Linked DNA regions of Homo sapiens: all the other regions are linked to region 1. A link is a loop called in an ENCODE intact Hi-C map of the cell type or tissue named here. Cell type or tissue: natural killer cell. All regions are shown on one strand. Region 1 overlaps SETBP1 (SET binding protein 1). Region 2 overlaps SETBP1 (SET binding protein 1). Region 3 overlaps LINC01478 (long intergenic non-protein coding RNA 1478). Region 4 overlaps SETBP1 (SET binding protein 1).

Region 1 (2,500 bases):
CCAGGATTGAAATATTTGCTGAAGGCTGACAGGCAGCAGAATAGAGGCAGACAAGTGGCAAATTCCTGTTTTCTCCTCTAATTGAGAAAATATTTTGAGTGGTATTCAGTCAGACTACATAATGAGTGGGGGTGGGGCTGGAAGTGGAAAGAAAGAATATGAATGAGCAAGAATATTATTAAATTACTGCAAGAAGCCAAAGTGTGTGCAGAGTTCAAGGAGCTGTATGAATGTGCCCTCCTTCCTTGCTTCCTAATTTGGGATGCACAGCATTCATTTCTTCACTCACTCATTTAGCACATGGTCACTGGCAATGGGGGTTTACTTTCAAAGGAGGGTTTAGTAGCTGCCCATAGAGTTACCATCAGATAAATGTAAAAGGGGCCAGTTTTCTCTCCCAAGGCTAGGGAGACACATAAGCAGGTGATTGCAACACGTGAGACTCCCATCTTGATGCTGTTATTGTTCTTTTCTTTTCAACATCTAAATCTGGTAATCATCTGTATCTGCTCACAGTTTGGGGAATAATTTCATATAATTTCACATCTAAGAGAGACTATAAAGTGATTCCTGCACTAAGTCTGGCTATCCCAGGGCCTCTGTTCTTAATGAGTTACCTGTACTGTCCAAGGAATTGTGTAGCAAAACTGGGTTGGGGGGTGTGTGTGGAGGGGCAGAGTCTGGGTTTGGGGAAGTAGTTAGGAAACAAAGCAGTTATGTCTTGACTCAACCATAACCAGCCTGCCCTTGCTTGAAAGATTCGGCTTTCATATTTTAGGAGCACAGGTTCATTTTGTTTTCTAGGCTGACAGTGAATAGCACTGATGGTTTATTCACCAGGACCTTTCCTGAATTATAGGGGCATATAGCTGGGAAGGCCTTTAGGGTCATTTTGCCAATAGGAACCCACAGAAGTTAAGGGACATCCTCCCGGTGCTATGTGAGGTTGTGGCAGAGCTGGGACCTCCTCCCCCTCGGCCCCCTGACTTCCCAGCGGCTCTGGGTGTGCTGTCACCTCTTCCAGGAAGTGATGACTCAGATTATTTTCATCAACATACCTCCCCCCTCCAACTCCGTTTTCTTCCCACAGCCACCAAAGCCAATAATAGACTAAGGCAGTTTCAGTTTTAGACAATTTCCTTTTTTACTTAGAAATCTATGGTTAGAAAAGGGTGTAGGGTGGTAATAGTGGCCAGGGGTGGGGAGGGAGGCATGAGAAGCTTCAAAGGGGATGGGCATCTCCTGGCTCTCTGGTGGCCTGGATGGAATTAGAACCAAGAACTTTCATATGACCTTGAGTAGATCTCTAAAAGATTCCTTCCCTCTGAAGTTTTTTGACTTTTAAGTTCAGAAGGGAATTTCCTTTCCACCAATTCAGGGACCATTCCTAAAGCTTCATGAAACCCTTACATAATTTTTAAACTTTAACAACTAACTCATGTGAGTTGTTACACATAGCTTGTAAGTGACATTTCAAGCCTTCTTGATTTTCATTCCAACAGTTCTAGATACATAATACATTCTTTTCAAGGAAGGTAGGGACTTTGTTTTGTTGTAGTAACTAAAGCTGGCAATCATTGAAAGAGATTATGAATAATCAAATAATAATACTTATCTCTTGAGTTCTGTATGGGAGGCACCAATCTAAGCCTACTACCTGCAAATGTATATGTAATCCTCCCCAAAACTCTTAAGAGGTAAATCTTACTGTTCTCATTTTGCTGATGAGTTAACTGGCATGGGGAGGTTGAATAACTTGCCAAATGACATCTAGAGAGTATATAAAAGAGGTAGTGTTTGAAGTCCAGTTAGTCTGATTTCAAAGTTCATATTCTTAAACACAAAGCTATATAGGACCGCCTCCCATTTGCAGATTAGAAGTCATAAACTGTAATAATATTACTTTCAAATTTCATCACGTGTTTGATTCTAAGTGACATGAACTTGAAGTTTATTAAATATGTAAAGTACACAAAGACTTCATAAAGGCCCTATTTTTAATAAATGCCTCAAGCCACACAACTGTGTGCTTCGTTACATAATTTGTTTTTGTAATAATACGTGGAGAAGAGCCCAAGATGAAAGGGCTGGCTAGATTATTGTGTGTCAGTTGTGCACACACTCTGTTTCTGTTTTTCATTCTGGGATCAACTGGGGAGATAAATCCATTTGCCATTGATCTTACCATCGTGAGGGTGGAGTGGTTATCAGAGGATCCTGGAAAGTTTAAAGCATTATCCAAATGCAAAATAAAAGAGGTGGACAGCTTTTTATTTTTTTTAACACTATAAACATGTTTCAGTTTTGCTGTTCAGACTCTTCTCTCTGAAGTCCTTTTCCATAATGTTCGTTTGGGTAACTAGCATTGGAACATTTGGATAACTCAGTGTTTGAGCTCTCTGGATGAGTTGCATGCATTTGACTGAAATATTTGATCACTGTGTGTGTGTGTGTGTGTGTGTGTGTGTGTGTTGATACCCAAATAAAACAAACTCTTAAG
Region 2 (2,500 bases), 160 kb after region 1:
AAAACAACATGACCATGTCCCAAAGTATGTTATAAAGTTAATAATAAAAATTCAGGGGGATCAAGAAAAGGACTAAGCTATGTGGCCAGTGTGTCTTTGCTACGGTGTGTCTCAGTTTCTTCATGTAGCACATGGGAGGTGCATACTTGAATGATGCCTCAGAAGCCTTCCAGCCTCTAGCATTTTATTCTTGTCCATCCCATTCCAGTAGAGATGAGACCTCCAGAGGCTATGAGAAGTACAAATGAAGGATTTTCAATATAGGTGTAGCACTTCCAGAGCTTACTACTTGGGACAGTGAGCCGTCTTGATGAACTACTTAAATCTTCACTTTGTCCAAGATGTTCCTCAACTTACTTGGATCAAAGCCTTCCTCTTTCTCGTCTTCTTATTTTTTTGATTAGATATATTTTTCCTAGTTGGATAGTGTACTTTTATATTTATATGTCAAGGTGGTTTTCATTTAAAGTAAAAAAGCAATGTTTAAAATTTCTAGCCCTTAGGTCAGCACAGGTGATTTCTGTAGGAAGGGCCCTGTCACCTTTTAGATACATCCAATTCCTCTTAAACATGAGCACCTATCAGAAATAATGAAAAAACTCACCTTTGGGATTTTCATTAGTTTGGCAATCACTTCTCCTTTTGAAAGATTGGTGGACTGTACATTTTATTATTATTATTATTATTATTATTATTATTATTATTAGTTAAAAGGAAGCCAACTGTTTCATTTGATACCACACAAAGATAACAGCATTGTAAAGTCCCAAAGAGTTTCCCACTGAGTTCCTCCAAAGTGACGAATTCCTAGCAAAAGGTCTTCTCACACTCAGCTTGTCAGAGACCTTGCTTGCAGCAGTGTCTCAGGAACACTTGTTGGCTGAATGAATGAGTGAAGGAATTGGTAAATTAGTGAGTAGTGTCACTGTGTGGTATCTAAGAAGAACTTTGACTTTGGGGTCAGATAGAATTGGTTCTAAAATCGTGTGGTTCCTCTTAGTAGATGTATGACCTTCAGAAAATTACTTAACTTCCATTTTCTCATTTGTCAAGTGGGGACATGAACTCCCTTTGAGTGTTACTGGAAGGATTAGAGATGATCAATGTAAAGTGCATGATACAACGTAGGTGCCCAATAAAAGGAGGTTTCCTTTTTCTCTCATTGCTCATGCAGCATCTGGCTCCTAGTGGGCCTTTGGGACATGTTTGATGACTGAAGGGAGCTGAGCACTATGCATTTGGAGGCCATGAGTCATTCACACCCAGAAATTACAACTCCTTTATCTACTGGGCTGCTGTTCTCACTGGGGAAGTCCCCAGTTGCCTGGTTGGCACATTGTTCCAGCCAACCAGGTATTTACAGCTATCTCTGGCTATTCTGAGCATGAACAAGATTACCTGGGAATTTCCCTCTTGATAGGACTAGAGACTCCTACCCTTAGAGCAGAGAAGGCAGCTCTGATAATGAGATGACAAAACAGAGGGCTTTTCTCTGTTCTCAACTAAGTCCTTAGTGGCAGGAAAACAGACTGTAGTGTGCACAGGCTCAGGCCAAGGGCCACAGAATATCTTCCGAGTAAGAATACAGGAGCAAGGACAAGCTAGGATCATCAGTGATACCCACTCAGAGTGGGTAAAATCCTCAGGCCACAGACAACAGAAAAAGGCAGGCAGAAAGTAGTGAGCAAGTGGCCAATTGTGTCCCGGATGCCCAGGGCTTATTAGAGCAGGGGAAGGCCAGAAGGAGTCAAAAGCCTAGGCAGAGGTGGTCAAACAAAGATCATGTCAAGGAGCAACAGCAGGTTATCCAATTGTAAATACCTGGAACCCAGATTCCAAAATACGAGGGCTCAGTGGGAGGCAGAGAGAACACTGGGGAGCAAGACAGTAGAGCCAAGCTAAAAAATATCTGGACAACCAAGAAAATCATTTTCTGGGATCAAATAAGGAACTGAAACATTAGAAGAGCAGTCAATCTCCATCCCAGATGACAGGCATTCCAAGTTCCTGCCTGGATGGAGTATTTCAGGGTGCTGGTCCTGGTCTCTGCCAGGAGGGGTGATCAATTTCTACACCAGGTTCCCAGTGAGTCAACTTGGATAAGTTGAGCCTAAAGCCATGCACCTCAATTGGTGAGAAATAGAGCTAATAAAACTCAAACCAAGGAATTTATCCCTTGTGAGTTAGTTAGTTCCTCCTGCCTGAAGGTCCCTTCTTAGCATCTAGTAAAATGTCACTTACAGACCACTTTTAGAGCACACACAGCCAGGGGTTTTGCTCAGGTCAGTGCTTGGAGGAGCCTTTTTTCAGGATCCCAAGAAGTAGTATTTCAAAGCTGATGCTGTTCACTCATTTCTTTAGTTAAAGATTTATCTTCCCTCAAGCCTTATGAATTGAATTGGTACCAAAAGGATGCACTTCCCATTTGGTGCAAAGCAAATGTAGCAGATAAGAAAGCTTTGTGCTTTTATTAAAACTGTCACAATCAGCCTGTTCATTT
Region 3 (2,500 bases), 220 kb before region 1:
ATGACAGAGCAGCAGGAGGAGATTATCATACTTGGCTGATGTGGCTCCTTCACACTAGAAGGGGTAAAGGGAACAGCTGGTGCCTCTGTAGAGGTTTGAAGATGGGTTTTCATTGCTTGTTGCCATCAGGAGTGACCAAGGAATGATGACTGACTCATGACCCTCCATCTGGGGCCTCGGAGCCCAGCACCTGATTTGATTACCACATTGCATTTATCTTGCCAAGATATGTCAAGGGGACAGTTTTTGGAAAAAAAATATGTATTAAGCAAAAACTGTACACCCAATATACCTCATCTTTACACTCAATACCCTTCCCTTAGTCATTTTCCTCACTACTCAACTTTGTATCTAGTCCTATTCCTGTGTCCTAAAATAAATGTTCATTTATAATAAGATATTTGCATATCCAGTGAGAAAGGCTTTCTTATCAAAAGAGGTTTTAGAATAAACTAAGTGGTAACTATGATTGCAAACTAGGTAGGCTGTTGACATATTGAATTAGGAGACCTTCTAAGATCCCACCACATAAACAAAATTTTCTTATTCAGTATGACCCTGAATGATTTCACAAACCAGAACTACCCATGGCCTGAATCCATTACCTACCCATACCTTATTTTTAATGTATTTAGGAAATATAAATTAAAGCTACATTGATTTTTTTTATAAAAATTTAATTTGAAAAACTGGCATTATGAATGCAGTGCTGAAAAACAATTTATATTCCTAGTTGCTACTCAGACAACTACTTCCACTCAATACCACTGGAATGAGACAGGTGGGCAACATCAATCTTCTCCCCTGGAACTAGTAGATATTAACCAACCTCTAGAGGCAGAAAGGGGCTCCAAAATTTGCTAATAGAAGGGTAAAGCTTAACTGAGATAGAAAGCTGGCTAGATACTGAGCCTTCAGCAAAGAAGATGGGGGCAATGATACAGAGGGAAATTTTCGTTGTGGGATGTAAGATCAGAAATGATGAATGGTCAAAGAACTTTTGCCAAAATGGCCTAGACCCTAAACACATTATTTTCTCTATTTTTCTCCATAGTAAATTTAAGCACTTGATTAGTGTCTCATCAACAATATCATATCACAATTCACCAGTGGGTTACTACAGAGGTTGTCTGATATGATATCTCAGGAAATAGTGATGTAATACTGAGTTTCTATGACTCCCTTTTATTAATGACTGACTTCTCATCTCATGGTTTGTATATTGAGCATCATGGGTATTGTTAACTGTCCCTGGAACCTGATCTTCACACGGAGTCAGAATATGTGCTCTCTGAGAAGGTTAATCACACAAACGCTCTTTGACTTCTTTCTCATGAATGCCACATCCTCCTCAGAACCAAGCCCACGACTGACTGACAAGCCCAATGGAGAAAGAGCAGAAAACAGGAAAACATGTATTACACATTGCCCTGCATTCATCAGACTGCCCTTCAGAAAGGGGAAATAACAAAGAGTGAATGGTGGGAAGTCATTTTATCTGCTAGAAAAATATGCCCTGTTCCCTACTCAAAAAACAAGTGGTTGTGAAGCAACCGCATTATTTAAAGCTACAAGGCAAACAGGAAGAGGCAAACCAAACAGGCAGACCCTGAGAACTTCCCGCAAGTGCTCCCCTCAGCTGGGCTGGTTTGCAGTCTGATGGGCATGCTGACAGGCTCCAGTGGTTGCTGTGAACCCAGAGCATTCTTGACGAGAAAGGAAAGAGGAAAAGAAAGTGCCAGTTCCTCTTTAGCAAGCTATTTGGAAAACATTTGCTAATTCAAAGGAATAATAATGATTTCTAGAACCAACAACCATTAGTGTAAGCATTAACATCTGAGAAAGAAACCCAATGCTAAAATGCAAGCTTGAAGAGTAAGGAATTGCCCAAGAATAGGAGGTAGAAGAAAGTTGTCTACAAAACCCAGAAGAAAGGTGGTGCTTAAAATTAATTGACAACACAAGTGACTATACTGGCCAAAGAATGATCATTGGAACTTTAAAAGTTTACAGGTTGGGCTCAATGAGTCCCCAGTTTTGAAATATTTGATATGAGCGGACAGATATTCCAGGAACTGTGTGGGATGACACTCTTGGCCTCAGCTCCCCATTTTAGCCACATTTGAAATACCTAGAACTATATCTCAAGATAGCCTCTGAGCTAAGTTGTTATTTTGTTGCTTCACAACTCAACCTCAGTTCTGAGAACAGAAGTAGATAAATGTTGTGGCCACAAAGCAATTCAGGTATTATTCTTAATCCTTACCATGGTCTAAGAGTTAAGCGTCAATGTCATCATCTTACAAACGAGGGTACTGACACTTGGATAATTGTCCCACCATCAGAGAGTCAGTTACAGCGAAGTCCATCTGATGATATACCCCCTCTTTCTTCTGTACCATGGGATAAAACACATTTAGGGGACAGTAGAGAGATGATGCCCCTAAATCATCATTTCTCATGGCAAAGAAACAGAATTTTCTTTGGGCCAGAGTGAGCA
Region 4 (2,500 bases), 110 kb after region 1:
GGCTCGTTCCCACTGTGGCTTGTTTTCTCTTGCTGACCCATGCTTGGTGGAGTCTCCCTCCTCCTTTCTGTAATGAAGATGATCCCAGGCTTAAGGATTCTTCTAAGTCCTTCAGCCTGGAGCAGCCCATGCCTGGCTCTGTCCTTTTGCTTCCTCAGTCACTTCTAAAACATTTTGTGAGCCACATTTAACACCCAGCTATATTCAGTTTAGCATTTTATTATCTACTCCATGTTATCCATCCTGTATTTCAGAGTAGGAGTCTCTTACTGCTTATCTACTCCTTTTGTATTGATGTTTAGTATTGAGCTGTATTCGCTTCACACCCTGCGCAGTGTCTTCTTATGGATGTGAATGACAGCCTTCAATATATGCCAGAACAGTGGAAGATTCTACCCTTTTTTGATCTGATACTTTAGCTTAGCCCTTACTGTAATTCATGACAGAATGGGAAGGAGCTGGGACACCATGAAGATGCTCTTTATCCAGATACTGGGAACATCTGGGTCCCTTGCTGCAGTTGTACATCTGTCACCTGGCCAAAGCTAGGTAGCCCTTGGGGTGTGAAGGTGACAAATGCTTATGACAGGTGTACCATTTACATCATTCCTTACTAGGACAGTTTACTCCAAGGCCCTGCTTATTGCCGCTAAGAGAAAAGTGCTTCAGCCCCAGTTCATCCCTTCTCCAACCAATGGGGTATGGGGTGGGCTGGATAGAAACTGTCTTCTCAGCTCTTTCTTGAATGCACGTGAGCAAATCAACCCTTTTAATTACTTACGTTCTGAATCTCATTGCTCACTTTTTCGGAAAACAGGAACACCCAGAATGACCCCCTCAGCCCCACCCCACACTACACCTTAATAACGTAATGCCTGGAGCTGACAGTTGTTGTGGCATGCAGGAGCCATGCAGAGACAGATGTGACAAAGATGAACTGATCCCATTTTTAAGAGAATGAAATAAGCTCTTTAAAACTAATAATCAGGCTCTCTCTCAGGCTGATACACACTCAACTGTCGGTTTGAAGGATGAGACCCTGATGTGACTTCTCAGCAATGAATGATTCTCTTAATATCTTAAAAAAAAAAAAAACCCAGCCTTCTCATTGCTTCTTTCTAAAGAATTAACTATTACAGGATAGACAGATGAGAGACCTGGGAAGCACTGCTTCTGGAGGGCCTGAAATGCTCAGCTGGCAGTGTCTTAAACAGTTTACGAGTGTAGATGAACCCCAGAAATTGTGCTCCTTGGTGGGATCAGGGTGAAGAGCCACCAGGGAAGTAGCAGACATTCTGCCAAAATAGAAAGTCTAATCTGTTTCTCCACTTCCGTCACCCCGGGGGATGGGCAGACTGGTGTGTGAATGGGGAAGGAAGAAGAATGAGTCAGCATGCTAGGCAAACCTGGGTGTTGCTGCTGCTGCTGCTGCTGCTGCTGCGAGGCTGCCCTTAGCCCGCACTGGCTCTTTGAGCATCTCCGGACTCTCAGCTATTGTTACAGATGTGATGGAGAACCATGGGACGTGCCCTCTGCTATGAATCTTCCATTCTCTTGGCAGTCCAGTTGTATACTGTGCAGAATGAGCTGCCAGCACTGGAAATAACACCAAGGTTGAGGTAAATGTGCAGTATTACAAAGTGTCCAGACTACTTAGGCTCTAACAGCATAACAACAGGTAGAGGACCAAAGAGGGGCATCCAGATAAGTGGAGGTCTGAGATGAAAGATAGATGGGATAAGCATTCTCCTTCCCTGTATGGGTTTTAAGGGTACCTGTGTACAGTAAGCACAGGATAAACATTTGTGGAATGAATAGATGGACAGATAAAGGAGGACTCAGACTTGATATTTGCTGAATGCCCAGTAATAGTACAGAGGGATGTGATTGCACCTCCTTAGGAAGAGCAGGTGGAGAACAATCATATTGATATGTAATTTTTGATAGCAGCAGGAGCAGGAAAACGTAAGAAGGAGGTCATTCTGAGAACAAGTTGTCTTCTTGATCCACATTGCTTTTTATTTTATTTGACTTATGCATTTAGTGTTTATTGTTTCCCCAGAAGAGGCCTGTGCATGGTCGAATTCTCTCCATGGCTGTTCATGATTTAGGGACAGAGCACCCTGCACCCTGCCATGTGTACACTTCTCTTTATGAGGCTTACAACGTTTATTGTCTCATTCCTCCATTTGGCAAGGTCAACATGGCAAATATATAATTTCCATCTTTAACAGATGTGGACCCTGAGTTGGAGACATGAACTGACTTGTTTAGTTTCTCGCAGCCAATGAGCCAGCATGCCTTTTGGCTCAAATTCACCAGCATGACTACCCTTGCTAGATCCCAGCAGTGACATGGCGCTACCTCTGCAAGGGGCTCATGCTTAGTGGCATAGCACACCTCTTTTGCAAAAGGACTCTGCTAAGCCAAGCATGGCCCACTTTTAACTCTCTTCATGCAGTGGGATAAGGGAATTGATCAATTGCCAGCTCACCTCAGG

The links. Peaks named below come from ENCODE experiments on the same cell type or tissue, not always from the same donor. Only the 100,000 strongest peaks of a DNase experiment are listed, where the experiment ranks them.
Region 2: a loop joins it to region 1, with 10 times the contacts of the local background. A loop is called at or near these places in 3 of 110 quality-filtered maps.
Region 3: it touches region 1 in a loop (5-fold over the local background); 2 of 110 quality-filtered maps call a loop at or near these places.
Region 4: it touches region 1 in a loop (2.1-fold over the local background); 4 of 110 quality-filtered maps call a loop at or near these places.

The regions. Positions count from the first base shown.
Region 1 is chr18:44,724,748-44,727,247 of GRCh38, forward strand. The region is part of intron 2 of SETBP1 (SET binding protein 1); the gene reads left to right. Among named protein-coding and RNA genes, the nearest start is that of SETBP1, 45 kb to the left of the region's middle. RefSeq lists enhancers at 587-636, 767-956. In natural killer cell, no CTCF peak of the experiment used is centred here; a DNase peak (open chromatin) is centred at 1,034; H3K27ac peaks cover 1,996 bases.
Region 2 is chr18:44,886,088-44,888,587 of GRCh38, forward strand. The region is part of intron 3 of SETBP1 (SET binding protein 1); the gene reads left to right. Among named protein-coding and RNA genes, the nearest start is that of MIR4319, 83 kb to the right of the region's middle. RefSeq lists an enhancer at 948-1,177. In natural killer cell, no CTCF peak of the experiment used is centred here; a DNase peak (open chromatin) is centred at 1,304; H3K27ac peaks cover 297 bases.
Region 3 is chr18:44,506,517-44,509,016 of GRCh38, forward strand. All of the region lies in intron 2 of LINC01478 (long intergenic non-protein coding RNA 1478), which reads right to left. Among named protein-coding and RNA genes, the nearest start is that of LINC01478, 24 kb to the right of the region's middle. In natural killer cell, no CTCF peak of the experiment used is centred here; a DNase peak (open chromatin) is centred at 1,505; H3K27ac peaks cover 1,838 bases.
Region 4 is chr18:44,837,993-44,840,492 of GRCh38, forward strand. The region is part of intron 2 of SETBP1 (SET binding protein 1); the gene reads left to right. Among named protein-coding and RNA genes, the nearest start is that of MIR4319, 130 kb to the right of the region's middle. RefSeq lists an enhancer at 1,477-1,626. In natural killer cell, no CTCF peak of the experiment used is centred here; a DNase peak (open chromatin) is centred at 1,359; H3K27ac peaks cover 576 bases.